Regions from separate parts of the Mus musculus genome. Here region 1 is linked to region 2. The links are chromatin loops, found by intact Hi-C in ENCODE. Cell type or tissue: left cerebral cortex. All regions are shown on one strand. Each heading gives the region's core, and the rest is flanking DNA. Links, peaks and the distances in the headings are about the cores only.

Region 1 (2,901 bases), core at 210-2,709, 120 kb after region 2:
TGAGAAACAAGATGGGAAAACTGCTGAACCAGAGGGAAAGAAAAGGGGTTTGGTGATTCTGACTACCCAGCAAAGAGAAGTCGCTCATACAAAAAAAGGAGGGAGGGGACAGAGGAGAGAAAAGAGCAGAAAGACCTGTCAGTGCAGACAAGGAGACTTGGCCAATGCTGCTCTTTCATCTTGCATCTCGGCATTGCTGAAAGATGACTCTTCTGTAGAGACCAAAGAAGCAGCATCAGACAGAGCCCCAAGTATCAGTCCCTGCGAGGAGTCCCTGTGCTACCCAAATATCAGTCCCTGTAAGGTGTCCCTGTGCTACCTGGGACGGATGCTCATGAGTTCCTAAACAGAAAAGGGACACACACACACACACACACACACACACACACACACACACACACAATTTCTGCAAGCCACCACATGGGCTCAGTTCCAGGAGATAATTTTCAGTGGCATGACCCACTTTTTTGGCTCCTTTATATACCAAGCTGAGCTTGAGGGGCCTGGAGAACACAGCTGCAACTCTTCCTGCAGCACAAACCCCAGGAAGGACGGGTGACGAGAGCTGCCTTCTGGGGAGAGCTTGGGGTCCCTGGAAAATGATCTGGGATCTCCTCTGCTGCTCAACACAGAGCTGGTACACACCAAGCCTCACTAGACTTAGGGATGAGGGCTAGGTCTTCAAGAGTTTTAACAAAAATGAGAGATGAACACTTTCTCACCTAAAACAACCCAGTCAGTGACCAGGGGTACCAGGAGCCAACGTGTATTCAGTGCTTACAAGCCCAGCAATGTCAACAGTAAGTTGTTTCATTTACTCAACCTGGCACTGCCCCCTGCTTTACAAATCAGGAAACAGACTATACATGCCCCTGGGCTTAGAGACTGGGCCCCAACTCCCTAGCTTAAGTGGTGTTTCTGTGCTTGATACTGGCATAGTCGAAGGAGCCGAGCAAGGGCATGGGGAATGCTGGGAGAGGAAAGCACAGTAAGGACAGACTGACTCAGGCCTGTCAGTCCCCCATGTGCCTGCAGTCTTCCAACCCTACCCTTCCAACCTGGGCCAGTGCCAAAGCCTGCTTGTATTTTGCTGCTGAGTGGGGACGAGACAGCTGGGAGGGTACTACTGCTCAGCTACGGAGAATATCAACTAAGTTCCTATAGCCTTTGATTTGTAGGTGGCAAGGAGCAAGTCAGATGAGCCAAGTGCATCTGGAAAAGCCTATAACAGTAGGGAGGCCTTGCTCCCAGCTAAAAAGGAGAAAACTAGATCCCACTGCATGAAGCAGTGACTGTTGGGAGGAAGTGGAGGCAGCTGGTAGCAACCAGGCACTCTCCAGCTCTGGGCAGTTCCTCTCATGTTGAAGCCAAGGTACGGATGTGGTTTCCAACTCTCTGGAGGCCCCAGAAAGATATGTATCCTGGCCTCATGCAAGCTTGATTTAGAGATAAGCGCTGGCCTGGAACCAAGAGGAGCTGGGTTGCCTAGCACAGATCCCCAGCTTTCCCCATGCGTTGATCTCTCTTCTTGCCTTCCCTGCCCCTCACTGCCACATTGCTGCTAGGTCCAGGAAGTACTGAGCATGCTCTTCTGGTGACCTTTGAGTTTGGGGCCCCCATCTTTAATGTTCCTCAAACAAGACAGAGGTAGCACTTCCTTCCTCCTTGGAAGAGGCCTTTTGGCATGTAAGCACCTGGCCTTCACATTCCTCTGAAATTTGCCTGAACTTAGAGTTGTTCCACTCACTTGGGGCTAGAAAGGGCACTGGACCCACACAGATCCACCCCAGAAAGGCTTTTCTGACATAAAGGATCCCATGGTCTTTTCTCAATCCTTCATAGACGAGATTTAGATCTCTATCTTTATCATTTAAAAGCATTTGCCACACAGTGGGTGCTCAGTGATTCTTAATATAGAATGGGTGGAGAGGATGCGAGAGACAGAGGGAGGAAAGAAGAGAGGGAGGGATTTTCATCTAACTCTTGTATTTACTTGTTAACCGTGTAAGCTTAGGGGTGTGTGCAGATATGTGAAGAAGGAGAGGGATCGCACTGTGCATCTAGAAATCAGATTGGTCATTCTGAGATGCTACTTAAGGCCATGTGCCGAAACTTCCTGACAAATAATAATGTTAGTTTTGTTTTCCTTCTTCAGGTATTGTAATAGCATGATGGTGCAGCTTCATCTTCAGCCTGACGGGATTTAGAAGACTCAGAGGGTTTGCTTGTAGATGTGTCTGTGAGCATTTTTCTACGAAGGGGGAGATTCAGAATAAAATAGAAAAAGGAGAAGGTCCCCCTCTCACCAGTGTCTCCTCTCACCAATGTCCCCTCTCACCAGTGTCCCCAATTACCAGAGTGCCCTCTCACTAGTGTGCCCCCTTCACCAATGTTCCCTCTCACCAATGTCCCCTCTCACCAGTGTCCCCTCTCACCAGTGTCTCCTCTCACCAGTGTCCCCCCTCACCAGTGTCTCCCCTCACCAGTGTCCCCTCTCACCAGTGTCCCCACTCACCAGAGTCCCCTCTCACTAGTGTGCCCCCTTCATCAGTGTCCCCTCTCACCAGTGTCCCCAATTACCAGAGTGCCCTCTCACTAGTGTGCCCCCTTCACCAATGTTCTCTCTCACCAATGTCCCCTCTCACCAGTGTCCCCTCTCACCAGTGTCCCCTCTCACCAGTGTCTCCCTAACTAGCTTCCTCTCTCACCAGTGTCCCCCTTCACCAGTGTCTCCTCTCACCAGTGACTCCACTCACCAGTGTCCCCCTTCACCAGTGTTCCCTCTCACCAGTGTCCCCCTTCAGCAGTGTCTCCTCTTACCAGTGTCTCCACTCACCAGTGTCCCCCTTCAGCAGTGTCTCCTCTCACCAGTGTCTCCTCTCACCAGTGTCCCCCCTCACC
Region 2 (2,901 bases), core at 304-2,803:
ATACCAAGGAATCTGATTTGTCACTGAAACAATTTGGACACCTACTAACATATTATGAATAATGTTTTAATTGTTACTTTGAAAATTCCATAAAAAAGAATGAGTTCAATCTCATAGAACAAATATCTTCAAACAAAGAAACTGAAGCAGGCTCTGGGATTTTCTTACTGACTTCACCCCCCTCTCAATTCAGAACCCCAAACGAACCAATTCTTAAAAGCATTTCAATGTCTATGAAAAAATATTTTATATATATATATATATATATATATATATATATATACATACATATATTATACGTTTTCGACATTAAAAAAAAAAATTCTTCTACAGGTAGGTTGGACCAGTAAAGGGCTATTTCCCTAACACCAGTTTGGTTCTGTAAGTTTAAAACAAGGCAGCTCAAAGATGAAATAGGTTGTCTGCAGCAGGGAGAGAAATTACGTGTGGGTTACTTGAGCAAAATAGCACATTAAAATTCAATCTGGGTGGGCTCCTGCCCGAAAGAAAACAGAAAATATTTCTGGCTCAGACCTTTTGAATTGATGCCCCTTTGGGTCACCAGATGCCATATCCTGCACTTCCAAATTAGAAGGAAATCGAAGGCTCATAAGATACCTTGGGAATCACCAGTGATGCTTAGCAATTTTAAAAAGCACATTTCAAATAATGTGCAAGCGTCCTGATGCCTATTTGATAACAGGGTCTCCTTGCGATAGTCTCATGACCTGTGATCAGACAGTGCGATGAGAAAAAGTATGTGTTTCAATACTCAGATCATTTTTGTTTTGCACAAAGCAAACTCAGACAGGATCTTATCAGTAAAGCAAATAGCTCTCGCATCGAAAATAAGGAAAGTCTTTACTCATGAGTTTGAAAACGCTGGCTTCCGTAATCTCGATAGATATGTCGATATAAACCTAAACATAAAAGCAGGACATTCTCTTCGTGGGACCCCGGGCTACTCAGAAGTGCCTCAACTGGCCTGGTCTGCACCTGCAGCCCCAGCCTAAAAAGGCAGAGGCTTTGACCTAAGTCAACGCTCTCACAGTCCTCAGAAAGAAAAAGATAGACGTGAGCGACACGGACACTATGGATTTCGAATGACTTTCCTTTCTTTCCTATTCCTAATTGAAAAAAACAAAAACAAAAATCCACCAGTTATCCCAAGTTTTTCTACTGAAATTTAATTCGAAAACACTCACGTGGATTTGTGCGCCGCGCTTTGGGGGCCAAGAATGATCCTGGGGCGCGAAGAGCAGCCGGGGATCTGGGGGCTCCTGCACCCCGCGGGACCTACCGGGTCTCCGGCAGCCGCGGCCGAGCGTCCCGGGATGGGCTGTACTGCGCCGGGCTGCCCCTGTCCCCGGCCCGGGCGCGGCCGCGCAGGCACTTGTTAGAGTGCCCTGCTAAGTTGGCTGCGGAGCAATTCCCAGCTTTCTTTCACAATGACTTCCTCAAGTTGCTCACTCGCATTGTTCCCCATTTCTCGCCACACTCCCCGCCCCCCGCGGGCTCCGACCCGGCTCCGAGCCCCTGGCAGCCCGGCTGTCCCGCACGACAGCGCCGCCCCGCTGCCGGGGCACCTGGCCCGGGCTCACCGCGCCGCCACCTGCGGCAGCCCGGAGCGCGCGCCCCTCGCCCCGCACCGTGCAAACTTTGGGTTGGCGCTTGCGACTCGCCTCCCGCTCGGCTTGTCCCACAGCCCACCCGGCCTGCGCGCACGGCACGCGGCTTCGGGACCCTGACGGGGACACTGAGCGGGTCAGAGGGAGGCACCCTCCCGTCCCGCGCCCGCCCTCGGGTCCCGCCTTCAGACGGCAACTCCGCGACCCGCCGGGCCGCGCACACAAAGTTTGCAGCCGCACGGGGCTCGGGCCCGGCCGCCGAGGGTAGCCGGGCGGCGGCGGGCACCGGCCGTACCTGCTGGCGCCGCCGGCGGCTGCAGCCCGCTCGCCCGCGCCGGGCCCGCTCGGCGCGCCGCCGCCACCCCCGCGCGCAGCGCGCCCGGGCCCTCCCCTTGGCGCCAAGCTTCCTCATTCCAGCGCAGCATCACGCCGCTGCCCCGCGCGGGATGCGGCGGCCCGCGCTTTGCCCGCGGGCCGGTCCGGCTCAACCGCGCCACTGCGGGACCCGCGCTCGACCCGCAGGGGTGCGGCACGTGCGGGGCCGGCGGGGAGGGGGAGGGGCCTCCCTGCCGCAGCGCCACGCGCGGGACAGCCGGGACAGCCGGGCGGTCGGGACACAGGCTCACTCGCCCAGTCGGGGAACACGGGACACTGTAAGGCACTTTCCCCGGTGTCTAAGAGCAACCGCTGCAAGCGCACAGCCGAGTCCCTGAAACTGGGACCCGTGGGCTCCCACGTTCGGGCTCAGACCCCAAGGTACTGATGCCCACCCTAGGGGGTGGGAAAAGTTGATCCTGTGCGAGTGAGGAGAAGGTGCAGTTCATTTTCCCAGACAACCAATGGAATACCTCTCGCGTCTCTTCCCTCCCACCTGCTCACAGAAGAAGTTAGGATGGCGCCTTCCATCCCGGCCTGTGTGCACACGCCAGCGTGGAAGGGGTCTATGGACAGAGGTGGGAGCAAGGCAATCCTACACCATGCTCCACGGCGCCGCAGACCTCTCCCTGGCGTGTCAGGCACGGAGTGCCTGCGTAGAGACAGGACTGCAGCCTCTGATGGTGCTCACACTCTACAAAGAGCCCATCGTCTTTCTGATTAGCTGGGCCACACCCGAAGGGGGCCAGACAGGCGTTAACCCTGAGCACAGAGGGAGAATCTTTAATTCCATACACACTGCCTGGTGTCCCTGCCTGGGTAGGGTGGGGGTGGCGGTGGCCTTGCCTCACCACTTTTCAAAACCACTTAGAAAGGCACAAAATAAAACTCTGGAGTA

The links. Peaks named below come from ENCODE experiments on the same cell type or tissue, not always from the same donor. Only the 100,000 strongest peaks of a DNase experiment are listed, where the experiment ranks them.
Region 1: it touches region 2 in a loop (2.5-fold over the local background); 13 of 42 quality-filtered maps call a loop at or near these places.

What each region holds. Positions count from the first base shown.
Region 1 is chr11:11,562,919-11,565,819 of GRCm38, reverse strand. All of the region lies in intron 1 of Gm11998 (predicted gene 11998), which reads right to left. Among named protein-coding and RNA genes, the nearest start is that of Gm29945, 6.4 kb to the right of the region's middle. In left cerebral cortex, for the core only: no CTCF peak of the experiment used is centred there; DNase peaks (open chromatin) are centred at 825 and 1,359.
Region 2 is chr11:11,684,773-11,687,673 of GRCm38, reverse strand. Ikzf1 (IKAROS family zinc finger 1) reads right to left here and starts at 1,749. Exons shown (of 8, transcript NM_001025597.2): 1 at 1,206-1,749. It overlaps Gm11999 (predicted gene 11999), which reads left to right and starts at 2,039. Exons shown (of 4, transcript NR_166812.1): 1 at 2,039-2,384. In left cerebral cortex, for the core only: no CTCF peak of the experiment used is centred there; DNase peaks (open chromatin) are centred at 913 and 1,482; H3K4me3 peaks cover 1,340 bases.